7 separate regions of the Mus musculus genome follow, and regions 1, 2, 4, 5, 6 and 7 are each linked to region 3. Evidence: chromatin loops called from intact Hi-C (ENCODE). Cell type or tissue: gastrocnemius. All regions are shown on one strand. Region 1 overlaps Wwox (WW domain-containing oxidoreductase). Region 2 overlaps Wwox (WW domain-containing oxidoreductase). Region 3 has its middle 3.2 kb from the start of Maf. Region 4 overlaps Wwox (WW domain-containing oxidoreductase). Region 5 overlaps Wwox (WW domain-containing oxidoreductase). Region 6 overlaps Wwox (WW domain-containing oxidoreductase). Region 7 has its middle 12 kb from the start of Gm31278.

What was found. Hi-C counts contacts between places; a loop is a spot of excess contacts. Peaks named below come from ENCODE experiments on the same cell type or tissue, not always from the same donor. Only the 100,000 strongest peaks of a DNase experiment are listed, where the experiment ranks them.
Region 1: it touches region 3 in a loop (6-fold over the local background); 19 of 42 quality-filtered maps call a loop at or near these places.
Region 2: a loop joins it to region 3, with 11 times the contacts of the local background. A loop is called at or near these places in 22 of 42 quality-filtered maps.
Region 4: it touches region 3 in a loop (2.3-fold over the local background); 4 of 42 quality-filtered maps call a loop at or near these places.
Region 5: a loop joins it to region 3, with 2.9 times the contacts of the local background. A loop is called at or near these places in 20 of 42 quality-filtered maps.
Region 6: a loop joins it to region 3, with 9 times the contacts of the local background. A loop is called at or near these places in 13 of 42 quality-filtered maps.
Region 7: a loop joins it to region 3, with 2.6 times the contacts of the local background. A loop is called at or near these places in 3 of 42 quality-filtered maps.

What each region holds. Positions count from the first base shown.
Region 1 is chr8:114,450,538-114,454,537 of GRCm38, reverse strand. The region is part of intron 4 of Wwox (WW domain-containing oxidoreductase); the gene reads right to left. Among named protein-coding and RNA genes, the nearest start is that of Wwox, 13 kb to the right of the region's middle. In gastrocnemius, a CTCF peak has its summit at 1,636 (motif pointing left); a DNase peak (open chromatin) is centred at 1,601; H3K4me3 peaks cover 350 bases; H3K27ac peaks cover 546 bases.
Region 2 is chr8:115,094,099-115,098,098 of GRCm38, reverse strand. The region is part of intron 8 of Wwox (WW domain-containing oxidoreductase); the gene reads right to left. Among named protein-coding and RNA genes, the nearest start is that of Gm39257, 130 kb to the right of the region's middle. In gastrocnemius, a CTCF peak has its summit at 2,367 (motif pointing left); a DNase peak (open chromatin) is centred at 2,358.
Region 3 is chr8:115,708,063-115,712,062 of GRCm38, reverse strand. No RefSeq gene overlaps it. Among named protein-coding and RNA genes, the nearest start is that of Maf, 3.2 kb to the right of the region's middle. In gastrocnemius, a CTCF peak has its summit at 2,456 (motif pointing right); DNase peaks (open chromatin) are centred at 2,450, 2,845 and 3,661; H3K4me3 peaks cover 2,577 bases; H3K27ac peaks cover 2,700 bases.
Region 4 is chr8:115,226,616-115,230,615 of GRCm38, reverse strand. All of the region lies in intron 8 of Wwox (WW domain-containing oxidoreductase), which reads right to left. Among named protein-coding and RNA genes, the nearest start is that of Gm39257, 270 kb to the right of the region's middle. In gastrocnemius, no CTCF peak of the experiment used is centred here; DNase peaks (open chromatin) are centred at 1,507, 1,833 and 2,865.
Region 5 is chr8:115,086,761-115,090,760 of GRCm38, reverse strand. The region is part of intron 8 of Wwox (WW domain-containing oxidoreductase); the gene reads right to left. Among named protein-coding and RNA genes, the nearest start is that of Gm39257, 130 kb to the right of the region's middle. In gastrocnemius, a CTCF peak has its summit at 2,393 (motif pointing left); no DNase peak of the experiment used is centred here.
Region 6 is chr8:114,975,985-114,979,984 of GRCm38, reverse strand. All of the region lies in intron 8 of Wwox (WW domain-containing oxidoreductase), which reads right to left. Among named protein-coding and RNA genes, the nearest start is that of Gm39257, 17 kb to the right of the region's middle. In gastrocnemius, a CTCF peak has its summit at 1,629 (motif pointing left); no DNase peak of the experiment used is centred here; H3K4me3 peaks cover 1,928 bases; H3K27ac peaks cover 3,586 bases.
Region 7 is chr8:116,361,969-116,365,968 of GRCm38, reverse strand. No RefSeq gene overlaps it. Among named protein-coding and RNA genes, the nearest start is that of Gm31278, 12 kb to the right of the region's middle. In gastrocnemius, a CTCF peak has its summit at 1,572 (motif pointing right); DNase peaks (open chromatin) are centred at 1,592 and 3,363.

The sequences.
Region 1 (4,000 bases), 1.3 Mb after region 3:
AAGTTTCTTTATAACCACATGTGAATGCTGGCTAACTTTGTTTCTGTGAGATCGGTTCAAACAAAGAGCCTAGCTCTGCTCACCTTGCTAATCAACCTCTACACAGTGAAGGTGAAGCCCCAACTCAGTCTCCAGCCTCCACACAGTGAAGCTGAGGCCCCAGGCAGCCTCCAGCCTCCCCTCCCTCTCGCCTTTCTCCCCCACCTCCCATCGACATCTCTCATGCACACACAGCATCTAGATCTCCTTAGAATCTAGGAAGGAATCTTCCCCTTGACTCTAATGGCAGCTGGCTGAATACAGTATATAACAATATCCAAAGAGAAAGAGAAGTTAGACAGCCGGATAAACAAACACTGAGAGAGACAGAGCGGGCAGCGTGGCTCATGCCTTGCACATCATGCCTTACTCGTTCTGTACCCCAGAGTTCAGTTTGGCAAATCACTGTGGGGACTTCATTTGCTAAATCAAGGGAAATGATGACCTTCTTGGTAACCTATGGGTGTCTTACATTAAGAGACCCTTGAAAGAGGCCTCCGCGGCCCAAGTGCAATTTTGGAAAAAGTTGAGAATTCACACGGGGGTAAATGTGCATGGCTGAAAAGGCACAAGACAGGACAAGACTGCTTCACACCACCCAAGGGACAGCCAGGGGTCCCAGCTGCCAGCGCCGCCTTTATTATCAAGTCTGCAATAATTCCCAAAAGCCACCTAGTTTTAACAATTTATTTCTTAAATAATGAACACATCAGCGCTTGAGCGCACTGAACATCTTCACTCTGGTGCAACAGCTCTGCTCTGGAACAGGTTCACACCCGTGGCATTTTTAGGCTCACCCATGTTCAAAAGAAAGGGAGAAGTCACTGAGAAGGAACATAATACACGCAAGAGTATCTAACAGAGTTTTATCCTGTCTCCACTTAAAATCTGAAAATAGTTTATAAAGCCAAGCCTAAGGTCCTTTCTTCTGGGCCACAAACGACCTGCTCAAACTTTAATGGTAATACCCACCCCCCCAACTGTGCAGAGGACTGGTTGCCTGTTTCACAGTCTGGCTGTTATGACTTCTTATTTAAGGAACAGATACCAAATCCAAAAGGACACATTTGCTTCTAGTAACAGAATGCATAGCTCATAAACAATCTAATTAAAATACATTATATCACACTAGATAAGGCTGCTGGGCAAAAATAAATAAATAAATAAGGTCACTGAGGCATTCTAAATGAACCTTAAACACGGGCATTAATATTTAAATATTACAATCCCCACTTAGAAAAAGAAATCAGATAATTGATAGGCCAGCACACTCAAAACCGATAATGCCAAGAAACACTGTCCTTGTGTAATTTGGCGGAACAAGCTGCTCCCTGAACACAATGGACCTTTTTGTTAAATGGGCCTCTTCGTCTTTGGCATTTTATACAAACAAAACAAAAACGCAAAGCCAAGAAAGAGAAAGATGACACCGGTCCTAGTCTTCAGCCAGGGCTCTATCACTGAGCCGGACATGCCCTAGAAGATATGTTGGGGAAGGAAAGGGCACTGTTAACAAAAGGAAAAGCCAGGCTAGGCAGCCAGAGAAGAAAACTCCGAGTGCAACTATCTCGAAGGGCAACAGTGCCCTCTAGTGGGGAAACAGTATAAACTAGATAAACATGGCTGCTTTTAGGTTAATTACAGGAAACAGCAATGCTTGTGTTAGGACTCGTACTGTGCCATTCCATTACATAAAGGCAGGGAAGAATAGAATCACTTTAATTGGATTTTATGCGGGAACATTTCCAAGTTTGCATGTGACACACCACCACACCTTAATAAGAGAGAAATCAGATTTGTAAACATTTTCTTTAAATTAGGGGTTTGAGCCACTTTGTCATTGAAGCATAGCAACAGGAACTTCATTTACTAAGCTGACACTATAAAAAAGTGAAAACCAAACCCAAGTGCAAATACAGAATTAACTGGGGCCTCAGAGGACAGACCCCTCTGGAACTGTTCAGAGAGGCACCTGTGGACACGTATACATGAATGTAATCTGTTGGGGGCCTGTGACTCATACACACACACTCTATACCTACTCTGCTCCTACCCAGGGTTAGCCGACTGCACGGCAGCAATCACGATGGCATTTCTAATGGCACCCGGTCTGGGTATTAAGGGTACCACGTACTACGATATCTAAGAACGTTCACATGTGAAGTGGCTGTTTGACTCATAAAATAATCATTTTTAATTTTTGTGTAATGCCAGTCAAGGACTTTTCTCAATACTGTCATAAAAATCTCAAGTGTCCAGCCAGGTGTGGAGAAAGCTGAGGCAGGAGAACTTCCCTGAATTGAATCTACTCTAGGCTATGTAATGAGACTCTGTCTCAAAGAAAACAACTTCCAATAGTTTCTCCGAAGGAAATAATTTCAGATCACTTTAGCTTAAGAGAACCGTTGTTGCAGATATAGTTAATTAACTCCCTAGGGGTCTCTTGGATGATTTAGGGGCTTCCCCTCTGCTTAATGAGCACAGAGTTCCCAAAAGGAAGATAACCCAAGGCCCCATCAGCTCATCAATGGGAAAAGAATGTAATGGGGAATTCCAGGACCCCAAACACAAGGACGCGGGCTTTACTCAAAAAAGGGGGTTACGGGGTTAAGTTCAGGCAGCCCCCAGCCTGGCTCAGGATCCTCTACAGCTCCTTAGGAAAGGTCAGGGCTGCTACACGGTCTGGAAGGAAAGCAGCCCAGAAAGGAAAGGGTTTACTCTAGGCAGGAACCCATCACAGTAACAATGGACAAGTGAAAGTGTGGCACTAACTCCATGCTGGAGCATCACCACAGGGTCTAGGGACAGACCCTCTAAGCCTACACATGAAGACACTGTACGGAAAGGATCCCGCAGGGCTCCCAGCATGAAAAGCTCATGCCTCTGCTCTGCTTTAAAGAGAACCAAGTGAGGGATGACTGACACCTTCCGTGTGAACCTCTTTCATCTCTGGGAGTGTGAACCTGGTGTGCGTGTGTGTGTGTGTGTGTGTGTGTGTGTGTGTGTGTGTGTGTGTGTGTGTGTGTGTGTGTGTGTGAACCTCTACAATAAGGCCTGGGGTGGTGATTACAATACTCTAAGAGGAGAGCTAGTTTTGTTTTTGTTGCTCCTCTGGCTGTTTCAGGGGGAGACCATGTATGACGCTGCCCGACATTATAAAGGTCCAGAAGGGAAAAGACAGATCAGAAAGAACTTAAAATCAAATCTGAGCCACTCCAAGCTTCAGACTGAAAGAAGAGAGTTCTGTCCTTAGCACCAGACACCAGATTGTCTCATGTGCTCATAGCTGCTATCGGGTTTCCAACACAGTTTGCCAAAAGCCTGACTGTTCCTCCAGAAATACAATGACAATATACCGGTCTCGATGAAGCATCAGTTGTATGGAACTCAAATGCCCCTCTGACATAAAGATGGGCAGCTGCTGTCCCACTCAAGGGACATGTGCCTGCCTGTGTCAGAGAGTGCTGCCTGACCAGCAAGCCAGCCTGAAGGTTCAAGGCAAGCAGCTTCCACACAGCTCTGTGCACACAGCCAAATCTACTCTCGAACAGATGTAGCTTAGGAAATCCATGGGCCCCAGGGAAGTGGGAGACTCCCTAGTCTAAACGCTAGACTTTCCCTTTCCTGAGACTCCCGGGGACTTAGATGCAGTCATCTCCGTGTTGAAGCCGTTTCCTTCTTTTTTTACAGAATCAGAGCCAGCCCGTGTGTAACTCCAAAGAGCCACAACCTCCTGCCCCTCCTGCCCCTCCTGCCCCTGCTGCCCCTGCTGCCCCTCCTGCCCCTGCTGCCCCTCCTGCCCGGCTGTGCTGCACACAGGGCAGTGAGCTGCTCCATTGTCTACTGGTTAGCAGGCTCCGGCTCTTGATCTGCTAGCAGCGGCTCTGGATGAAAGGATGGCTCCCCTGGAGCCTGAGATGCTGTTCTCCACTGAGGTCCACAAGCTACAGCTTTCAATCTA
Region 2 (4,000 bases), 610 kb after region 3:
AATAGATTTTTTTAAGCAGTGTTATATAGCAGTTCCTCTTCGAAATCCTCCTTTCCTTTTCTTTAGTAATGTCCATATAAATCAACGTTATAAAAATAAGGCAAGCAGAAGGAAAAATATGCAGTACCTAGAAACTGAAAATTCAAGTGTTTGCTTTTTATGGGACACTTGAGGCTCTTAAAAAAGAGAAGTGCTGGAAAACTTAAATACAAAAAAATCACTGTATGATAGCATAAAAGCCCAACAGAACTGAATAGTTTATGAAAATAATTTGAATATTTACACTTCAATTTATGGTCTGAAAATCATCCTTGGACCTTGTTCTTATTTTTAAATGGATTTTTCGAGAGAGTGTTAAATACGTTTTGATTATTTTGACACGGTGCCTACTCCGATATTCTGTGCAATGATTTGAAAGCCAAAAGGAAATTCCTTAAAAATCTAATGTCACTCTATGAGAATGTACGGTTCATATATACAACCAGGCGTGCATTTATAAGCATATGGGGTTTATAACAAGCATCTTGACTTAAAGGAGGACTTTGCACTGTTGTTATTATTGTTAGGGAAAATAATAGTAAATTTAACTCAAGCGAAGCAGTGGGCTGAAATACACCGTAATTCTCTTGACAGGAAAACTCGGGTTCAAATTCATATCTTTTCATTTTCTAAGTCTGAGTTTTGCATGATGGCTTAAAGTGTGTTTTATCCCCGACATTATGGCAACACAGAAGCGTTGCCCATAAAACTGGCGATGAAACGGACCCGGGTTTACCAAGCGCTTCTATTTTGCCTGTTCCGTCATTTATTTCTCCCAGGAAGTCAAAACCTCTTCCTCTCAGGCTTTCTTTCAAGCCACCCATCTAGGAAGTGTATTAATAACTGTTGCAACAGTCCTCTTTCTAAAGCATCCAATATCTAAAAAGATCAGTCTTCAGGTCAAGAAAAAGAATAGGGAGAGCAAAGCCCCAAACACTTTGCTTTTACATTCGAGGGGTTAATGAAACTCAAATATGAAAAATGCATAAATACACAGGGACAAAGAAAGGGCTTTTGGAGGCCGGGAGAACATAGTATCCAGATCTGGGACTGCAGTTTCTTCTGTTTGTTTTTCTTTATGAATTTTAGCAAGATCGAAATGCACACAAGACCTTTGGTTTAATTTGAAACGCACATCCTAGCAACTTAATCTTAGCACTGGGGGGCAGCTGAGGATGTGTGAGGGACAGGAGCAGAAGATTCCATTCATTACAACATCAGAGCAAGAAAGAAAAACAAGTAGTGAGAGAAACCCCCACTTAATCTGCCTACTAAAGAAAGATGCCTATTCGAAGAGACACCGTCCTGGTACCACAGGAGAGGCAGTGAGACAAGACAGGGACAAAAGATACAAGCCTGGCACCAAGGAAGTGTGGCAAAGAGTGCTCATTTGGGTCTGATAAGCGTGCTTTAATGACCACCCTTCCCTCTGACTTGGATTTAAAGGAAAACACGGTGAATAGGAGATCAACCAATGTGGTCCATGGTGCTGGGATTTACTAGACCCCAGGGATCCAAATCTATCTACTTTTTCTATTTGATACACAGGTATTGAACACCTACAGGCCAGGCTGAGGCCTCTCTGTGCTTGGGCAGTGTGGAGATAAGACTGAATCTCTCACCCAGAGAATCGACAAAGAGCCCTGGAGACAGACACATGCTGTAACAACTGAATAATATTTACTGACAGTCTGTTATGTGGCCAATACAACTGCTGGGCCCTGGCATGTTCTATCACGGATAATGCTGGGAGTTACCCGTGTGTCCTTGGGGTAATTACTCCTTATTCACATGCAATAGAAGAAAAATACTATGGTAAATTAATGACTTGGCCAAGGCCACACAGACACATGGGACCCAGAGCTGCTCTCCTGGAGGCTGGTGTCAGAGCTCAAACCCTAGTCATTGATCTCTACATCATCATAACTATCTCTAGAGCACTGAAAATCCTGCTCAAAGTTAAACAACACCAGACTCCTTCGCTGAAACAAGGCTCATTTCATGGAGGAGGGAAAGACGGGCTTTGGTGTGGATCAATGTGACATCTTCATGCTCCCTCAACTAGCTGGAGACAATGTAAGAATTGGCACTCCGGTGGACAGAGCCTGTCTCTTTCCAGCAACCCGGGGCTGCCTCTGTCAAGTCTTGCAATAGCCAAAACTAGTTGCGCAACAACCTGTGACAGGCACCTGCCATGCAGACACATAGTGCTGGGTATCTTAGCCTTAGCCCCTGTGGAGAAAAGGTACCTGCCCTTCAGGCCCCCCTTTTACCTTCTGAACAGTTGAGGGGTTGTTTTCCCAATCCTGGTTGCTGCCACCTAGTGGCAACAGGGATAAGCCTTGATGGTGGGGCCTAAAATGGCCTTGGTGGACAGGGCACATCTTACAGAGGTTGAACGCTGTTCTTACTTTTATACAACGAACACTGAGAGCCCAGGGGATGTCATGGCCACCAGAGATGCTTTGTATATATATTAAGACCTGTGTCCACATGACAGCTGCAAAATCCTGTGATACAGCGGTCTTAAAAGAGATGCTCTGACCTGACAAGCTGCACCAGTGGGAAGCCTAAGAGTGAGGACCTCAGGTTGGATCTTAAACTGGGGGTGAAAGCTGGATGCGGTGGGGCGCGTCTCTAATCCTGGCTCTGTTGCTGTGAGCTGGGTGACAGAGCTGGGAGGATCCCAATATGCCATGAAAAACAAGCCACTCTTTCCCAAAGTAAAGAGTGATGACTGATACCCAAGGTCATCTGATCTCTATGTGCAGGCTCTGGCATGCATGTGCTGTCCCGACACACACACACACACACACACACACACACACACACACACACAAACACACACACATGGGAGAAGGAGAGACAGAGGCAGAGATTTAAATGTATATATTTAAATATATATGTCCTATTAAAGGTGCACATAAACTGATGATAACATTTAGGAAACCCTAAGGAATGACCTGGTTTTAAGCTTTCTTGGTGATGGTGGTGGTGGTGGTGGTGGTGGTGGTGGTAGCAATTCATCCCTAAGGTCTTAGGGTGAGACAGGCCATTGCAGAAATACCAAAAAATTAGGTTTAGGGTAAGAACGTTTTATCATGTGGTATCACCTGTCCTGGAGGCTCAGGTTAACCCTGGATCAACTAGCCAATCATTCGTCAGCCAAGCAACCATGCCTCAGTGATGAGGATTCAGGTGACGAGGACGCTGGACCTTGGGTTTTGGTGACCTTTCACGAGTGGCCACACTCCAGAGTGCAGCCACATACCAATACAAGGAAGACAGTTTGTCCACGCTTCGTGGAAAGGGATGGTGGAAACTGACCATCTGCTACTCTTGGATTCCGCCTTCCGTGTCTCTTTCTCTTGGTCACTGTGATCTGTGCCCTTCTTGCCCTGCAGTAAACTAGGATCAATCATTTTGCAGTTTCCAGTTAACCTTATTAGTCTTTCTAGCAAATTATTAGGCATGAGGTTAGTTGGAGGGTCACCTCCCAATGTGCCTTTGGTGTCAGAAATGAGGACACTGTCAGGCTTGCATCCACTCACGAGGTTGGTCCCTCACTCCTAACAGGATCCTACCGCAAGTCGAGACCCATCCTCCACTAACTAAAACACATTCAATGGGAAGCCGTGTCTGGCGGTTATTTTCTAATATCTGCCTTGATGGATTAAGAAACACCTGGAGATGTGGCCCAGGACTTGTAGAATGCTCATCTAGCATGCAGGGGACCCTGGACTTGATCCTCAAGGTGACATCAGCTAGCTGTGGTGGCATGTACCTGTGATCCAAGCACTTGGGAAGTAGAAACAGGAGGATGAGGAGTTTGAGGCCAGCCTGGGAAAGGAAGGATGAGACAGAGGGAGGGAGAGAGAATAGAAGGGAAGGGAAGGGAAGGGAAGGGAAGGGAAGGGAAGGGAAGGGAAGGGAAGGGAAGGGAAGGGAAGGGAAGGGAAGG
Region 3 (4,000 bases):
GTTGTTTCTTGCTCTCCGATGCAGGCAAGCCGAGGTTGTTTCCTCAGCAATTTTACCGTTATCAGATTATCTCATCTGATTCTATTAATTTTCTCCCATGAATCTGCTAACAGCAGCCTGTGATTTACTTACCCTGCTAAGTGAAGACGGCTAAAAGGATTTATCTAACACTAGACCTAGGAACTGAGCATGTCTTATCACTCAAGCCCTCTCCAGAACTCTGCCTCAGATCAATGGAGTCGGGTTCCTACTGAAATTTAGTGGACACCGGTTAGCTCGGCACCGTTAAATCAGCTTGCACATAAACAAAGCCCTCAGAAGCTTCCAGCTACATCCTGTTCACTTCAGAGTCTGTATGACTGATTTAAACGTGATACATTTGAGCAGTAGTAACTCAAGATCAGGGAGAGGAAAAAAAAAAAACATATTCCTTTTAGCTCCCAATCTTTGCAACTTAGACACAAAGGGCCTTCTACACCTTCAGCTTTACATGAAGCTACATATATATCAACCTGAAGTTATGGTTGTGTTTTCTGACGCTTTTTTGAGCCTTCTTACACGGCCAGCCCAGGGCTCTCCTTCCCATCCAAGCCGTTTTATAAATATTCATTGCTTGCAGGAACTTTAATGTTACCGGGTTGAACTGGTCAATAATGACAAGCGCATGGTTTCTAAATCACTGCATAGAGCTGGCTGAGGAAGCTGAAGTCTATCTGAGAGCCGGGGTTCCGATTTGTATTTGGATTAGGTTGGCTTGGCTAAAAGCGAAACAAACAGTGTAAGCAAAGAAGTCGCAAGCACTGTGGCCTGCTGTAATTGTGGGGAATCGCAAACCTGAATGGTGCTAAATTAAAATGAGTGCTTGCAATTGTTATCAAAGAAACGCTGCTAACAGCAAACTGTAAATGTTTAGACACCTCCTGCGCATCACTAAACAATGCAGTAAGGGGGGCAAACGATGGGACCTAAGTGCTAAGCCTGAAAGCACTCCAGCTTTCTTTAGAAAATATTTCTGACCTCCTCTCTCTTTTTCCTTCCAACAAAAGTGGGAGGTTGTAAAAGTCTCTGAAAAAAAGAGGAAAAAAAATGCTACGGCTAACAATAGCAAGAATGAAAAATAAACTGGGGGAAAAATGTGTAGCTAATGATAGTTAACTAGCCACACATGGCCCCTGAGTGTCCAGAAAGAGTACATATTTGCGATAATTGGTTGGGTGGCCATGGAGCTATAGGGCATGCTCTCCATCAGCAGCAATTTTTGTTTATGAGATGGTGCCTATTTATAAATATAGCCATCTCCATGTTTCTGGCCCAAAACATACATTTTTTTTGAAAGGCAGGGAGTATACTTTATAGTGTTTAACAAAACCTTCATGTCTAAAAATTATCATAAAAGTGAATGGTTTCTAAAGACACATGTTCATATACGCAAAAACATAAGCTTTAGGCATCTGTGGTTAATAATTTTTAGAAAGACCTAGAAAACCATGGCTAACCAGCAGGACATTTGTGTGATCTTAAACACTGCCTTCCCCTTCGAATGTACACTAGAATCCCTTAACTTCACTGCAAGGTAAAATCTAGTTTAAACGGAGGAAAACGAAGAGAGAAGTCTCTTAGGTCACCTCAGTATTGACATAGTCTTCACTCTTTCTTCCCCAATCTGGATCTAAACATAGCTCATGCTACCGTAACCAAACATTCCTATAAAGCCCAAGTCACCCTTATAAAGAGCTCTGCAGTTAACAGTGCAAGAAGAATGGCGTGTCTAGAAAAAGACCAGCAGGCCCTTTAGAACGAGGATGTCTCTACACGTCTCCCAGGGTGTCTACCAAAAGGGGTGCCAGAGTTTGTGGATGAGAAATGAACACTGGTCTAATCTGGTGTCCCGAGGCAGGCAGTGACACCTAAGGCCTCTTTCTAAACAGCCAAGAATGCTAGGGGCGGGTTTGAGACCACACTTAGGTGCAATGTTCACGAAGCTGGCTTAATATATGACTTAAGTGTCCGAAGTCAGGATTTTCTGAGAATTACCTTTCAGATAAACAATTTTAAGCCACAGCAGTAACTTTGCTTAGGAAAGATGTCTCCTCTATCACTGGATTCCAAGGAACTTTTTAACTCAATCGTTATTGCCACAAATCGGGTTGGAAAGCCTTGCCAGCCCTTTGAAAGAGCCTGGGTCCTTGTTACATGACATCAACAGGCACAGGTCTCTCAGCCAGAATAACATTCTCTGAAGACTGTCTGTGGACCTCTTCCCAAGCCACGAAAGGAAGCCTGAGAGAAAAAAAATTTCAGCACCTGCTCGCAGTGTCTGGAGGCCCTTCCCTGCAAGGTTGGCTTCCCCCACTGTGATCCAACTAGCTTTCTTGTGCCTCTTGCCTCTTTCCACACTAGGAAATCAGCGTCTCAAACCAGAATGAGATCAATTTTCAACTAAGCTTTGCCGAAAGGTGGCGCTGTTGAGGTAAAAACCAACTCTATCCAACAATAGTTTTTACTCGGGATTCTTTTGCAGTCTTTTTGATTCTTTTTTTTGGGGGGGGGGCGGGGGACACCCTCATAGATACCCCCAATATGGTTAAAACAAATACAATCAACACCAGATGCATTTCATTATTCGAAGGAGTCAAGAGTCCCAATTTCCAAGCAGGTGAGAACAGTCTTGCAAATGTAAGGTGGTTTCAGACAACCCTGCTTTCCCAGATTCAGCCTCCACTCTTCTGACTTGCCTATCGCTTTAAAATCTTAGAAACGAGTTGTTAGTTTCTTTTCTTTTTTTTTCTATGCCCACCCCCCCCCAATATTTTTGCATAGCTTTGGAAGAATCAATCAGTGTAGAAAACTGAACCGGTTATTAGCATTTGCAACGGGAGGGGGGCAACCTTACCCCACCCCCAATCTGGGTTTCCGGACTTGTCCGGAGGTGGGGGAAAATATTGGTTTAAAATTTAACCCTTGGAGAGGAGCCGGGAGGGCTCTGGGGTACTGCCCCCGCTTCCCCCCCCCCCCCCGCCCTTCACCACCAAGTTCTAAATACCAAATAATTAAGCGAGGTGGGAGTGCAAAGACGCTCCGGACCCTGATAAACAGGGTTCAGATTTCATAATGGTGAGAATGGTATGGTCAGGGTGTATGGGGGGGGGCATCTCAAGCAGGATTCAGGTTTCATAAATGGAAAAGGTGGTGGATTGTAGAGGGGAGAGAAGAGAAACGGCGGGGGGGGGGAGAGAGAGAGAGAGAGAGAGAGAGAGAGAGAGAGAAGAGAGAAGAGAGAAGAGAGGAGAGAGGAGAGAGGAGAGAGGAGAGAGGAGAAAATGAATATGAATATTTCTCAAAAGCCAAACTCCATTCTAGAGTCCTGAGGCTGAGGGTTGAGCCGGGATGATCAGGCTCAGGCTTAAAGTGTCCCAGAACAACTTGCTGGCACCATCATTCTGTCTGTCCCTCCAAGGACAGAAGATGCTAGGGGGCAGCTAGTCCCTATATACTTTAAGCCCCCTGCTTTTTCAAGAGTTATACTGGTTTTCTTCTCCGCGTGAAATCAAAAAAAAAAAAAAAAGTGCAGGCGCACTGCTCACTGATCCCCGCGCGCATTCTGGGTCCCCGCACCCTTGGCGCCCCCATCTGATCACCTCACTTGCAGAGAGGGACAAAGAGTTCAGTCAAGTTGGGCCCCTGGAGCGTCAGATTCAAGGAAGGAAAGCACTCGGCTACCCCCATCAACAGCCACGAAAGATGCAGAGGATGGATCAAAGATCGAAAACTGCAAGACAAATAAATGCACGTTGTCAGGGTGCGGGACCGGCAGGGGACAGGGGAGTTCTGGCGGATCTCTGCAGCATGAGAGCTGCGGTTCAGCCGGGCAGGCCTCTCTCGAACTCCGAGGAAAGCAAACCATCCTCCCGGGTCCTACCGGATTCCAGCCGCCCTTTTAGTAAACTCTGTCCCCTGGTGCACTAAACTTCGCACCGGCCGGTGGTGGGGGGTGTTGCTC
Region 4 (4,000 bases), 480 kb after region 3:
ACATTCTGCATTTGGATTACATTTACCTACTGGTCTTTGCATGGATGCAACTTGTTGAAAAAAAAACTGCTTTTCCAATGTGATGAGGCAGCAGAGAGGGGAGAAACACAAGACTCAAGGCTGTGCTTACATCTGCCCAGTGAACTGTGAGATGGAGATGCCCTTTCTCATAGCTCAGCACAACAGAGACCCTGAGGGGACCTCCTAGGCCAGCAGAGAGCATCATTTGTCTATTAAGCACTATGTCTGGTCCAGCCACCCATCGTGTTTTTGATGGTCAGCTTTGTAACAGGCCAGAGGATAGTTTCGTAGTTTTGGCCGCTGGGATCCAAGAGTCCTTTAGAGTGTGACTTTGGAAGAAAGCTAAAACAGTCAACAGAGCTGCCAAGAGTGCCAACGAAGAAGGGTGGCATTGCTGAGTTTGTGCCTTAGCCTTCGAATCCTGACAGATCATCATCAGCCCCTGCTGTGTGTGAGAGAGGTAGCCATGTGTAGCCCAGGCTGGGTTTGAACTTACTATGTAAGTGAGGATGACCCTGAATTCCTGATCAACCTGCTTCCACTTGGGGTTTCAGGGTTGCAGTATAGGGGTGCAGTACCATGCCCAATTTTACGCATAGCAGGGTGTCCATTCCAGAGCTTCATACATGCTAAGCAAATACTCTGCCAACCACTGAACTACACAACCAGCCCCGCTTCAGCTTTATATTACTAAAAGCCTAACTTTCTCCTTTCCTTCCTTCCTTCCTTCCTTCCTTCCTTCCTTCCTTCCTTCCTTCCTTCCTTCTTTTTTCATGCTAGTTAGTAACTGAACCCAAAGATACACTGGGCGAGGGCTCAGCTGTTAAGCTATAGCCTCAACCCTACTTCTTTATTCTTTGTATTAAATGTGACCAACCCTAACTCATGGAATTAATGTGAACGTTGGAAAGCGGGTACTTATAAACTGCTTGATATAAGCCTATTAACTCTAGGATTCATTTATTCATTTATTTTATGGTACTGAGAATTGAACTCAAAATTTTGCTAGCCTTAGGTAAATGCTCTATCACTGACTACACCCCAACCCTTTTAATTTATTTCTTTGTAATATGAGATAGGGTCCCAGTACTGCCCAGGCAGACCTTGAACTTTAATTCTCCTACCTTTAGCCTCCTGAATAGCTAGGATAGCAGGTATCCTATGCATGTGTCTTGGAATGGTTTCGTTCACTTTCACTATTTATTTTAGGTAGTTTTGTCATTCATTTTGATCAGGACACATTACTTACATTGTACCTTCTTTCTCTCTGTTCAACACTCCACAAAGTCAGTGTCCCTCCTAAGCCCTTCACTAGGAATAATAAGCCCATCTGCGGACAGAAGAGTCTTTCTTCATCTGGCCTTCTGCATGCCAAGCGCACCACCAGAGCTGTGGCCTAGCTCTTACTTGGGCTTCCCGAACCTGCTTCTTCCTGTTTCTCTGTGGCATCTCAAACCCTCGCCACCAGAGTGTAAATCAAGAAGTTTGCAGTGATCTGGCTTTGCTGGCGGTGCCTTAAACCCCAGGCGAGTGGTTAACCAAGCAGCCCCCACAGAAACTGCAAGGGTGGGCTCCCCAATGGGGAGGCAAAAATTCTTTCTATGAAAAATGCAAAGCACGACCTCATAAAAAGAAACCCACCGCAGGAAGATGGAGACATGTCAGCTCGCATTAAAACGAAACGGGAAGATGAACATTGCGACCATCTGGCAAAAGACCCTCCCTAGGAAAACATAAAAGTTGCCAAGGAGTTAAGACAAGACCTCAGTGAGAATCGCTGAACTCCACATGGCTCTCTTTGCACTTGAGTCAAAACTTGGAGTGAATTCGGGGGCCGGGTGTTAGGGACGAGCTGATTGTAACGGTGTATTCCCTCGGTGCTGTGCAGTTGTCTCTGTTTGGCTTGGAACTTAATTGCCTCATCATGCATTAGAGTTTGTAACACATTTGGAAGGAGGTTGGAGTCATAATCACACATAAGCAGACGAATAAAACAATGCAGTGTAAAGTTTTATGGCAAGAGAGGCTGGGTCCTATTGCAGGAGCAAATGCCTCTGAAATCTCAGCAACTGGCAACAAAGGCTCATTTCCCCCACAGTCAGTAGGAAGGCTGGCAGGGAAACTCAGGTGACCATGGTCAACACAGGGACTCGGAAGGGAAAGGGCAAGACTCACGTGGACAGCACATTTCTGGATTCTGGGGCCACAAAAGGAGGGTGAGGTAGGGCTCACAGTGACTCTCAAATTCTTTCCTCCTGGACATGAAATATGTGACTGTTGGTCGGATTCTATTGGGTGAACCAAATCACACAATTCCCCGTTATTAAGCGGAGTTAGGAGGTATCTCTACCCTGTGTTCTGAAATAGGAACGCTGTAGTGTTTGATGGTAGCCAGAGTGACCAGGAAGATTCGATTATGGAGGCCCTAATATGTTGGAGCTCTTCCTTCACTTTATATCGTCTAAGCTTATAACCGAGGTGAGAAGAGCCAAATGGCGAAGGCCAGAATTCCAACGCCCTGTCTTAACTAAAAGTGACAGGGGAGGTCACTCGCAGCTCTCCCATACAGAGTTCAGAATTAGACAAGCTTCATCTTGTCCCCCTGAACTCCTTAAAGGAGACCCTCCCTGAACTCGGTGTGCACCTCTGCTATCATTTATGTGTACGGTGGGCAACACTTAGCGACATCCTAAAGACCAAGCTGCCCGTCTGAAATGGCCTATGCAGGGGGGGCTAAATGTGTTAAGATCCAAAGCCCTGGCTGGCTGGTCATAGTTCATGCAGGAGGTATCTGCTCTATACCTACGAATCCTATGAAGATTGGCCAGGGGCCAGGCACACTGCTTCTTTGGTCTATTTTCAACCCTTCCACAGGTCTAGAAAATGCCCCCAAGAAGTCTCCATTGCTAAGCACCTGCTTGCCCCAGTCCTGTGCCAGGGTCTCACCCTTCCCCGTTTAGCTCTCAGATCAAATCCATGCACTTGGTATTGTCTCTACGCTACAGCGGGGATGCTACCCCTTGTCAGCAGCAGACACGGGGCTGAAGCAAACTGACTTTCATGTTGCTTTCAATTGTGCTCAATTTTTTTCCCTTTTTCAGATGCCTGTCAGGGAAGCAGATGTGTCATAAGCTCCCCGGTGTTTAACCCACCAGCCAACACTGAGTTAAGAGGTTCTGAGGCCTGAGGCTACAGTTGACAATGCTAGCATTCCACCTGGCCCCGGCGGCTTCATTTCAACAGACCGATTGTGACATAAACCACACCGTTGTGCTTATGGAATTTCTCACGAGTGGTCTCCCGGCGCTCGGTTTTGAATCTTGTATCGACTCTCCCTTTGCTGTTCAGCCAACATCTTGAGTCTTTTTTTTTTTTTTTTTTTTGCTAATGTTTCATTCTGAGTGAAGTTGCCAGTCAGAGTGAAACTGAGGTAGGGAAAGGGGTCTTAACCCGCAGGAGTGGGAGGAAGCAATCTGCTTTGTCACTCATGTAGAGCAAAGTGTCAGCCTTAGACCAGAGGCAGATAGATGACATGAGAACCTACTGGGCAAGGCAGCTCTGTGTCTTATATGGCCTGCATTGGCGGGGCGGGAGGGGAGGCGGGCTTAGCTTCCTGGTAATTGTTATCTGCCTGTCCGTCTAAACTGCCTGCCTTCCTTCCTTCCTTTGTTCTTTCTTTCCTCATTCTCATTCTCTCCTCCATTTCTTGTGTTCCTCTTTTTCTTTCTCGTTTTAAGCAAGGGCCTTAAGTAACCTAAGCCGGCCTTATACGTCCTGTGAAACCAAAGATGCCCTTGAACTCCCGATCTTTCTGCTTCCACCTCCCAAGTGCTAGGATTAAGGGGCAAGCATAGTCTTGCCTAGCTCATGCAGTGCTCGAGATGAGCCCAGGGCATGTCAGGCAAGTACTCTACCAACTAAGACATTCCCAGCTCCTTGGGTTTCTGAGCTATCTATCCATTAATATGCCCCCCCCCCA
Region 5 (4,000 bases), 620 kb after region 3:
ATATACATATATAATATATTATGTCATATATCATATACATTTTCCTATGTTCCAGTTAATTGTTTGGATGATCTTTTCTTCCATTTGCACTCACAAAGCTCACGAGTGTGTATATGGTGGAAAATGGGAAACAAGTTTCACGACCCTGGGCTATTAAATTCAGGTAACACATCCCAGGACTGCTCAGAGATTTAGCTTAGAGCCTAGAACAACCATGACTGCTTTGATTCATTTTCATATCTAAGGAGAGCATGGTGGCTGGCCCTGTCTTCCTTCTAACGGGCAGAGTAACCCTTGATTCCAGCCAGTCTGGGACAGTTGGTTCCTATCTGTTGTCCCAGCACACACGTTGGTGTCTTTCCACTCTCAAGATTACCCAGAGTGGAATAGGATAAGAAAACGGAGGGAGGCTCTCCTGCCCTGTCCGCTTTACAAAGATTGTTACTCTCCTTGAGAGCAAAACATTCTGAATTCCTCTCAGAGATAACCATGGCTAATTATATACCCCATGCATGATATCTTCTTTCCAGTCTTCCCATGTTTGACGTTTTGTGGGATTAATCATTGCTTTTGGTTGAACTGGGTTCTCGAAAGCCGGGTATTATTGTTTTATCTGAAGGAAACCCCTATGAAACGGGGCCTCCATCCATCATAGCTCCCTGGGTAGAAGGAACTGATTAACACTTCCTGGCTTACAAACTTGTTTGTTAACACGGGGTTTCCTCTCAGCTGTCACCGTGATGCGTTCAGTGTGCAGCGTGTTTGGGATTGGGCTGACAGTACTGTTTTATCAAGATGGGACAGTCATCTTTGTGGGGTGTGCAGAGCACGGGGAATCCAACCACCTCTGTAAACACAATGATAACATCGTGTCTGCACACTCCCAGAAGACAATGGGCCCACATCCCCCCTTTCCTAATTGGGATTGGAAACAATAGGTGGGAAATAGGAGACCCTGCTATCATTATCTATTGGCCTTCATTTCTGGGCATTGACTGAGCTGAGCAGTGTGTGTGTGTGTGTGTGTGTGTGTGTGTGTGTGTGTGTGTGTGAAGAAACAGCAAATTAAAATTCAGCCTTCTTCCATTTTTCTTCCTTGAGTGTTAATCTTGTTATAAAGCTCTGGTGACAGAGATTCAAGACAGGAAGTAGAGGTTGGGAGAGTTATAAACAGTTGTGGACAGGAGCCGCTTTGCTTTCAGAATTACTTAATAGGCAAAGGCCCGAACAGGGGAGATAGTTAGAGGAGAATTGGCAAAGGAACGTTAAAGGGTGAGGCTGGTCAGGAAGAGAAAAAGGGACTGTGGGTGTGGCAGGGGAGGGGCTCTTGCACAGCATGTATGGGACACCTGCTTTCACCCCCAATATCATAAACAACTATAATTATACTGCAGAAGGAAGAGACATAGACCCTTCTCCCAAAAGGTAAGTGAAATAACTTATCTTGATCCCATGAACTAACACCATCGGATGTCTTCTTTTTCCTAGGAACCATCGACATCAAGTACAATTTTCTAGTACTTAAAAAATCCAAAGTGCTCAGTACTTTGGTAGCATTTGAACACTGGGTGTCATGATCTACAGGATGGAGCATCTGTAAAGTTCAGAGTAGGCTCGTTGGTGGGCATGCTCAGAGGAAGAGAGCTGCTATGAGCCACAACCTACAGAACTTCAATTTCCACTTCCTATTACCCTCTTTGGATGGAGGAATGGTCTCTATGGAACCTCACCTAGTGCACAACTCTTCGCTGTCATGGGATTCAAGTGGGCAAGTTAGTCACCATGTGACTGAGTTCTGTGCGAATGACTACAGAGGTCCCGTGTGTGCTGGGAATCTCTGTATCTGTATAACCCAAGCCACATGAGTGGATGGCAGTGGAAGGAAAGGTGGAGGGAGACAGGACACACTATTTCATCAGCAATGTAAGTCTGAACTGATATTGGAGCTCGCTGACCCAACTGAGTGGCCATCCATTTTCCCCAGAGCCCATCTCTAAACTTCACAGGAGACTGGGTTAGGATGCTTAATCTTTGTCTGTCTGGTTTGGGCCGCAGTCCTCTCACCCGACCCCTTCCCTTGACTCTACTGGTTTCCCTCTCATACAAGGTGCCTAGCACAGCTCCCGGAACACTGGGTGTTCAGTGTATCTCAGTTAAACCACAGATGACTCTAATTCAGTTACTCACTTCAGAAATCTCCTCCACTGAAAAGGAAGCAAAATTACACAAAACTGTAACTATTGGAAAAAGTAAAGTGGGGGCTGCAGAGATGGCTCAGCAGGTGAGAACATTTGTTACTCTTCCAGAGGTCCCAGCTTCAGCTCCCAGCATCTACATGGATGCTCATGATTGTCTGTAACTCCAACTTCAGGAGGGTCTGATGCCCTCTTGTGGCCTCTGTGGGCACTACACTCACATGGTGTGCATAAACTCACACATTAAATACTCATACATGTAAAGTAAAAACAAACCTTTAGGGAAAAAAATAAAAGTAAAATGTATGAGCCCAAACTCCTCATTCATAAATTCATTCACACATTCATTCATTCATTCATCCATTTATTCATTCATATATTTAATCACTCATCAACCAATAAATTTAGGAAGCTCCATTCTAACTGGTGAAGACTAAAAGAGTAGACAGATGGGGCAGATGAGGTTGTTGCTCTCCTGCAGATTATGGTCATTGGATTACTAAAACAACAAGTAAGCAATAAACGAACCACCGGATGGATGGGTGGATGGATGGATGGATGGATGGATGGATGGATGGATGGGAGCAGGCAGTGACAAGTGTTGGGCAGAGGAGTAAAACAGCCATTGGGTTGAGAAAGTATGAGTTGCTACTTTGGACAAAGGGCTAGGGTAAATGCCAGCAAAAGGACAAGACCCACACAGTAGAAAAATGGGATCATTCTGCATTCACTCTTAGCAGGGATGAATCTTCATTCTGATCAGTAATGTAGTTGAATGCACTGCTATAAGTATCTGCCCAAAATAACAGTATCAGCGGGATATCACAGGCATCAGCTAGGACGATGATAGCAGTTACTGAGATGTGGTTCAAGACCTTTATGTACTCTACAACTAATATTTATTTCTTCTCTTTCTTTTGCTTCAGTGTGTGTGTGTGTGTGTGTGTGTGTGTATACAAGTACATCTGTGTGTACACAGATACATCTGTGTATGTGTGCATGCATATAGAAGCCAGAGGTCAGCCTCAGGTGTCTTATTCAATTGCTTTCCACCCTGCTTTTAAATTTTTGTTTATTACTATTGTTACTGTTGCTGTTAGTGTGTGTGTGTGTGTGTGTGTGTGTGTGTGTGTGTGTGTGTGTGTATGTGCTTGCCATGTATACAAATAAATGTCAGGAAAGAGCTTTCTGGGATCCATTTTCTCTCTCCACATTCATGTAGATAGAACTCAGGTTAGTGGACTTGTATAGCAATAGCTTTTACCTGATGACCCATCTCACTGGCTCCCACTTGCTTTGGAGTCTTTTGCTGAATCTGAAGCTCACCAAGTACTCCATCATAACTAGCTTTACTTTTAACCTAAGTTCTCAGGAAGACCCTTGGGTCTTCATGCTTACAGAGTAAGCATTCTATATACCAACTGAGTCATGTCCCCAGGCCCAGAACTGGTACATCTGATGAGTGAGTTGGCTTTGCTCCACAGTGGCTCTGTGGCTGTCTCATTTTGTCTTGGAGCTCTGTGGTCTTTAACCTTAGGCTTCCAAGTCACTATATTCATTAGCATCTGGCCTGCAGGAGAAGAAGAGGGAGAGCTGTACAGGGCTGATGTTCATAACTCAGTTTCACCCAACAATCCATTAACCTGAACATGGTCATGTGCCAATGCCTACCCCGGGGAGAAGTCGAGAAAGGTAAAACAGGAAGGGGCAGGAATGGGCATGGGATGTCTCCAGGTCTGTCCATGCGAACAGCAGCAAGTGAACTTGTGAGCGGAGGCGATGAGAAGCGTTCTCTCTTCAAGTTC
Region 6 (4,000 bases), 730 kb after region 3:
TCTCTCCTCAATACCATGGAAGCCATGTTAGAGCAAGGGATCTTTTGGTTTTGGGTGAATTTAGTATTTTATTACAGCCCTTAGCTCTGTCCAATGTCCAAAGGTTAAGAGCCATCTCAATGAGTCAATCATTTAGCCCATGATTGAAAGAATGCTCTCCAAATGGTGACTGACTGGACATAAGCCCAAGCTTCTAAGGCTGGGGGTGAAACTTTGGACTCAACCTTTGTGGTCTCTAGGGGTCTGACAAAAATTTGAAGTACCTAGAAAGAACCCTGTCAACACCATTTATTTATTCAAAATAGCTTGTTTCTGCTGGGGGTGGGGGTGATGTACAGCTTGAAGATCAGCATTTGGGAGACAGAAATAGGTGGCTCTCTGAGTTTGAGGCCAACATGGTCTAACGAAAAACAAACAACAAAACCCACAAAACATCCAACCAACAACAAAACCACCTTGGTTTTGTTTTTTTATAGCTCCACCAGGAAAGCTTCCCTGAGGCATTTCTGAGGCACACACCTTTGGTGTATTTTGTTTATAGGGAGACACCTGACAAAGAAAAGACCTCCCTTGACATAGATGACACAACCTCTTGGCCTGAAGTGTCAGCATTCCCCTCCCTCAGTTTGCTGGTGTATCTGTAGGTGACCAAGCCCCCGTGGCCATGCTTTTCCCTCCAAGACGGACTTTAAGCCCTGAACTATGAGCCAGAACAAAGCCCATTCCCCTGAAACCACCTCCAAGCACTTGGCCCTGGCTATGAGGAAAACCAAGCTTGCCTTTGCTGCAGTTCTCAACTGTGTTCTCCCTAGAGATGCTGGCCTTCTGTACTGAAGTTCGGCTAGAAAAGGCTCCCTGCCTGGGCTTCTTGATCTGGGTGGAGCCTTAGGTTTTAAGCTAATGCAGGAGGCAAAGCAAGGGAAAAACCAGACCTTTATGCCCGCCCAGTTCCCAAGCCTTTCTCCCTCCGTTCTCCTTTTCCTGTCCTGTGGAGCCAGAAGTCTGATTCTCCCCTTGGCCACCAACCTGCTGCCTGAGAATTAAAACAAACAGACAGACAAACAGACAGACAGGGCTCTGTCTATCCTAATTTGGAGTATAAGCTCCCAAATCAGGATGACTACGACATTGACTAGCTCTGTGCGCTGGGTGGGGCCAGTTGCTATTCTCTGAGCGCTGGGTGAAAGTGGAGTAGTGCAATCTCTCCATAGGCAAGTCAGGGATAAAACAAGTATACAGCGTTGCACAAGCCCCTCCCACAGAGCAAGTGAGCGGCGTTAGCTAGCCTTGGTGGGAGCTGCCTTTGCTGGACTTTAACATTTTATTTTTAAAGAATCAGAAGGACTTGTTGGAAGCGTATCTGTTTCCCAGTGGTGGGGTATGCGGGGCAGATAATTTTAGGTGCTACAGAGATTCCCCCACACACCCCTTCCAGCTATAACATTCCAAGAGAAGACTAAGTTCATTGCTTTAATTCAGACCTGTCAACTCCCCCCCAAAAATAGCTGGGAATCTAAACTAGGGCTTGGAATGAACCAAGCAGGTGATTGCCACCGGGGAGGTGGGGGGAGATATCATATTCCTGTCAAGAGCCACCTTGTGGAAAGTGCACACTGCTGGGTATACACGGGCGTTCTTTAAAAGAACTAGCCTGGAGCTGGTGCTGGAGGCCCCGACCAGTGCCTTTCAAAGAAGACAGAGGTGGCGCGGGCATGGCTGGGGACACAAACGCAATGGGTTATATGGTTTTTCAAGAGAAATCTTCCTTAAGAGGAAGTTTCTTTTTTTTTTTTTTTTTTTTTTTGCGTGTTCATATGGGAGAGCAGTAGGGGAGGAGGCTCTCACCTGATGTGCTGAGAAGACACAATGGAGAAGGTGCTAAATAAAATGACTGGGAGATCGCACCTTTAATTTCGTACCTTGAATTTCTATTGCGTCGGTCTTCTGAGAAGCTTGGACCGCTCACCCAGATTGCAAAATGACTTGGCCCCGTCCTCACAGTCATCTTGAGACCAGGATGACAGCAGGGACATGTGACACACTGCTCAACAACACAGACATCAGTCGTGCGGAGGTCCGGCACTGGGTAAATACCAGTCTATTTATCAGCTTGTGGCCTTGCTGTCACCTCGTTCCTTACCAAGTGCTAAGCCAGTTATATGAAACCTGCCTTCAGCAGGGGTGGGGACTAACGGGGGGGCAGGGGGGGGGGGATGACTGATCACTGGTTACCCAGAACTGGCGTGCGAAAGAATCCACCAGCCAAGCTGGGGAGGTCAAAGAGTAAATCAGGAAGCAGGTTGCATGGGGTTCAGGCTCACCTCAAGAGGAAGCTAAAGATGGGAGAAGAGACCATCATAGACATGAATCTCAGAAGTGCCGTCTCTGTAGCTGGTGGTAACAGCCCCAATAAGCTGCAGTGTGTTAGCGTGTACAGAAAGTAGCTGTCCTGGGATTTGCCATGTGCCATGCAACTTGAGTTCCATCCCTGGGGATCCACATGGTGGAAGGAGAAAAGAGACTCGCAGAAATTGTCCTCTGTCCCCCACACACATGCACACAATATAAGTAGGGTTGTTTGTTTGAATTTTTCAGGCTGGGGAGATGGCTCAGTGGGTGACACTCTTTCTGTGCAGGAATGAGGCCCTGACTCCAGATCCCCAGAAGCTACACCAAAGCGGGTGAGGTAGTGCACACATTCACAGAGTAGGAGCTTCTACCAGGAGTCGGGAGGCAGAGGCAGTCCATGAGAAGCTCACAGGCTGGGTAGCATAGCCTATGCCGTAGTGAGTGTTTAGAAAGATCCTGTTTCATAGGAGGTACACACCACAGTGCACATTTGCTTATAGTCACTGCCCCCACCCACCCCTGTCCACACTCACACATACACAAGTTAAAAACAAGCAAACAGGGGATGGAGAAGATGACTCTGTAGTTAAGAGCAGTGATAACTCTCTCTGGGGACCGGAGTTCAGTTCCCAGCACCCTCATGGAGTGGCTCACAACTGCCTGTAACTACAGTTCCAGGAGATTGGATGCCCTCTTTTGGCCCTTACAGGTACCCATACACACACAGTATGCATATACTCACTCAGGCACTCATTCATACACACACACAAAATAAAATCTTAGAAGAAAACAAGATAGAAACTTACAGGTGTGCACTCTTGTGCTAGCATCTTCTTGGATGCTATGGCAACACCAGTTTTCTCCTTACTAGTTACCAATCTCCACGTTCAGGCTTGTTGACTGTCACTCAGGGTGTCTGACCCCTGTGGACCAGAGACCCTCAGGAGCAAGGCACAGTGTTGCCTTTTGTCTGAGTCTCTGTTGCCTTCATGATATTGTAGAAGACAACAGCCACCAGGGACATCAGACTTCTTAAGTTATTTAGATTCAATTCAATCAAGTCAAGCTTCTAGACCCTCAGTCATACCAGCCATGTTTCAAGTGCTCCTTAGCTTTGAGTGAACACTGAGCTGGACCATACAGACACAAATCACCTCCAATTTAGTATGCAATGTCCTGCTGGGCAACGTGGACACATGGGTGGCAGAGACTCCATGTGGGTGTCTGTTAGGTAGGAGAGACAGGGAGGACAGCCAAGAGCATGATGGAAGAGAGAAACCAAGGGACAGTAATTCCTAAAAACCTAATCCCTGAAGCCTCCCTGCGCTGCTCTCATGCTTGCCTATCCTCTCTTTCCTCAGAGATGTTTTAGAGTCTCACAGAGATGTGAAGACACGCATGTTGTGTATACACAGGATTTGGTGGACTAGATGCCCATAAGGACTCCAAATGAACTAGAAGGTTACAGGACTGGGGCTGGGGCGGTAGCTCAGACTTAGAGAATTTGCCCAGCATTCACAAGGCCCTGTGCTCAAGCCCAACACTCCTAACAGAGAAGAACTTACACCTCTCAGCAGGTCTCACATACTGCTACTGAACAGGCAGCCATGTTCACAGTTCCTGTGCACGACCCACAGACCATCACTGTGGG
Region 7 (4,000 bases), 650 kb before region 3:
TAAGAACAACGATTAAGTAAATGTTTTAAAGTGCAGAGTCATTGCTCCAGCCCCCCATCCGCATTTTACCTTTTGGGGGTGCACATCTCTCATTGAATCTGGCAGAAACACTAGGAAGAGACTAGTTGGCCAATGAGCCTTCTGGATCTTCCTGTCTCTCTCCCCTACATGCCCTGGGTCACAGGTATGTGCTACCAGGCTTGGCTTTTACACGAAGAACTCAGGTTTCCATGCTTGCACAGAGGTCTTTATACTTACTGAGCTGCCTCCCCAGTCCTTTACCCTGAGGTTCAGGTAGGCTGGCTGGGCAGTGAGTTCCAAGGGCCTGTCTCTGAAATGACTTGTGTGTCCCTAAGATGCCCAAAGGTATGCATTGTGAAGACTGCCAGCCCACAGTTGAAGAATCTTGCCCCCCTTTTTCTTAGATCTTTACTTATTTATTTTATGTATATGCATACACTGTAACTCTCTTCAGACACCAGAAGAGGGCATTGGATCCCATTACAGATGGTTGTGAGCCACCATGTGGTTGCTGAGAATTGAACCCAGGACCTTTGGAAGAGCAGTCAGTGCTTTTTAAGTGCTGAGCCAGCTCTCCAATCCTCCCCTCCCTTTCTTTATCACAGAAGCATGGTGCTAGACCAGACTCTAGACCTCCTACACTGGTTAGCAGTGAAGAAAACTAGAGATAGAAGCTAATCAGGCAGGGAAGAGACCCCAAAGCATCAGTTCTGAGAATGCCCCCAGTTTCTGCCATATGTCCTTTCAAGAGCCTCAGGCCAGCAGCTTATTGGAGACCTATTTCCTGGGACCACCTTCTTAGCCTATGGAGCTCTGAGTCTTTTCTGCACTCCCTCTTAAGTGACCACTTATGGATGGACAATAAAATTCTCGGTAAAACTCATCCTTCCTGGTAAATTCCATTCTGTGAATTCAGAGGAAGAGAACCTGAAAGTCACTAGCTCTGTTGCCCTTAGAGACAGCCCAGTACTCCCATGTTGGCAGGAGTGGACCTAAATGTCCCTGACCAGAGGGTGGTTCAGTTCTGTGGCTTTAGGCCAGAGCTAAGATGCCTCAGGTACCTTTCTGAGGTCAGCCTACACTGAGATTCTCAGTATCTCCAGTGCCCTGAACAGCCATCTTCCCTCTTGCTGTCCTTGGGCCCAAGTTCCTGTTTCCCACAGGGAAGTCTCCTGAAGGCAGCAGAGGGACCTTTGAACCACAGCCCATTCCCACTTGCTGACAGTTAATGACTTGTTTCCAGGGATGCTTAATGCACTGTGAAATCAGCCATTAATTGCAGAAGCAACCGATTTCAGAGAGATCGTGGTGATTATGAGCCATTTATGATACCGGTGGCCTCACAAACATGCTGCCTGTGTTTCTCTGCCCATTCCTCATGAGAGGAGAAAGCCAGTTATGGGACTGGGATGTATCTCTCTGTTGGGGAGCAGTCATGGGCAGCAGAGCACCCTAATCCCCTGCAGTGATTCTCTTCAAACTCCAGCTACAAAACCCCCAAGTCAGCAGCCCAGTTCCTGGGGAAAGAAAAGAATTTCACCTGCCAGCAGCCAGCTGAGGGAGGCAGCATTGGCTAATGGATGGAGCCGCTCTCTGGGCAGTGACTGTACCCAGTTCTGGTGGCTTCCAGGCTGCAGCTGAAGAAACTTCTGTGGGTCAGCAAGGTTCTCTGGTGTCCTCTGGGTTGGCTCCAAGTGATTCTGGGGCCGCTGTCTCTTTGGTTTGTTTCTGGGGAAAACTGGAAATAAATGGTTCCCTTTGTTAGCATGCAAAAGCTCTCCACTTCTCAGGGCTCCATCCTCACATTTTTAATTATGTTTGGTGTTTCCCAGCAGTGTAGCCCAGGCTGGCCAGGAACTCAGGATCCTCATTCCTTAAGCAATCCAGTACTGGGGTATGCACTCCTCACCTATCTCAGACTAACCTTTGCTTTCTTTTGCATTATGTGAAAGAAAGAAAGAAAGCAAACTGGCTTTCTCTGAGCTCCCCACACCAACCTTCTGCTATCAATCTCCTACGATTTCCAGAGCCTTTTGGCTTGTTTTGTGTAAACCCTCAGAAGAGTCTTCAGAGACAACCTTGCTTCTCCTCTCTTGGGGCCATGTCACCCAGGTGTAAAGGAATGTCCCCGGAACTCATAGGCCAAGGACTCAGGGACTCTGGGTCTATACCAGCCTCAAAATATCCAGAAAGAGAGTAGAGGCCAGCATCGTGTGTAAGTAGAAAGCCTACCCATTAGTCTATTTTGCCCCTGCAAGCTAGGTCAGGATAAATAAGGGGAGAAGGGGGAGGGGGAGGAAGGAGTAGGGGGGGGAAGGGAGGGAGGGAGGGAGGGGGAGGGGTGGGGTCTGCTGGGGTGAAGGGTTTTACAGTGCTGGGATATGGGATCTGCTTACCCTATCAACAGCAGGAGATTAACAGCATGCATTGTGCCCACTAAGGTGGAATGCAAACTGTTTCTGATTGTGCTCACTGACACAAGATCTGGTTTATGGACTCTGTATACACATATGTACACGTGTATAAAGTGACATGCCCTGACATATCTAACCATCAGAGTCACTCTGAGAGATCAAAGACTCCACCAGCGTTTCTTGCTTTTAGCTGGTGTTAGCATACACTTGTGATCCCAACATTCAAGAGCTGGAGGCAGGAGGATCAGTGTTCAAGGCTAGCCTGGATTGCATGAGACCCCGCCTTACTTACAACAGAGCAATGCAAAGCAAAAACAAAACAAGAGCAACAAAGAAGAAATTTCTTCCTTTAGTGTCCAGAAAATGTCTGCCTCTACTACAATGAATGTATCTTTAAAGACTTCTGGGTATTTATTTTTAATGTTTAAATAAAACTTGTTCTAGTTTATTGATGGTGATAAAATGATATTTCAGGAGGTTTTCCTAAAGCTCTTTCTTGATAGTGTTTGCCTTTATTTGCTAAAAGAATCCAAGGTAAGACTAGAAAGGCAATCAGCTCACGTTCATAAAACAATCCACTTGGTAAAGAATTTAAAGATGGAGTCAGAAACAGGAAACATAAGGGCCCCATCCTCTTAAGAATTATGGATCAATCAAAAGTGGAGTGTGGGTTGGACAGTGTCACAGAAAGAAACTGGGGGTGGGGAGGACCCCATTCAGGGTGACAGCAGCCAAGTGCTAGTACTTCCTGTGCTATTGGTGGCTGTGCACAGGTGATATACAGGGCTCCCCGTGGCCTCGGGGCAGCTCTCTGCCAGACAGGCTTGAGAATTTGGGACATATCTGAAATTTCACTTCCTCCTTGAGTTTTGATATTTCTCTGAAATTCACGCCTCACTCCAGACTCAGCCACACCTTCTCCTAATAACCTCTTGCCCCGAGTCTGAATGTCAGGGACCTTCTGCTTGGCTCCTTGCCAGAGAACTGGTCATGACAGATACTCCAGAAAGTGCCCAGCATCCCAGAGTCTTTTGAAATGAGGTCCTTTTCCTGCTAAATGCCACCCCAGACAAACCTTATTTGAAAACCCCACAGCCCAGTTAGAATTCCATCTGGTCCTGTCTTGAAATTTTAACAAAAGAAGTGATTTCTTGAAAGAAATTTGATATAAAAAGTACAAGCCCAGGGACCAAAAATGAAGATTATGTATAAAATTTTATTAGCTTATAAAAAAAAGGAGACAGAAGGTCAAGTCAGGGGCATCATTATAGCTAGTTAAGCAAAGTTAAAAATCTTACAATAATTACCTTTGGGGCTAAAATATATAAAACACACAAGCATACACACACACACACACACACACACACACACACACACACACAAAAGACAATTAAAATTATCTTTGTTATCAGGGTCAGAAGATAATTCTGAAAAATGAGCCAGGAGCCACCTAGTACATATCAGTTTAAGTCAATTACCAGCTAAATAAAATATTCATTCTACAAGCCATTTCTTTCTCTAATTTTAAAAGCTAGTATTTTGTCAGCGTTCTCTTGTTTTGAGAA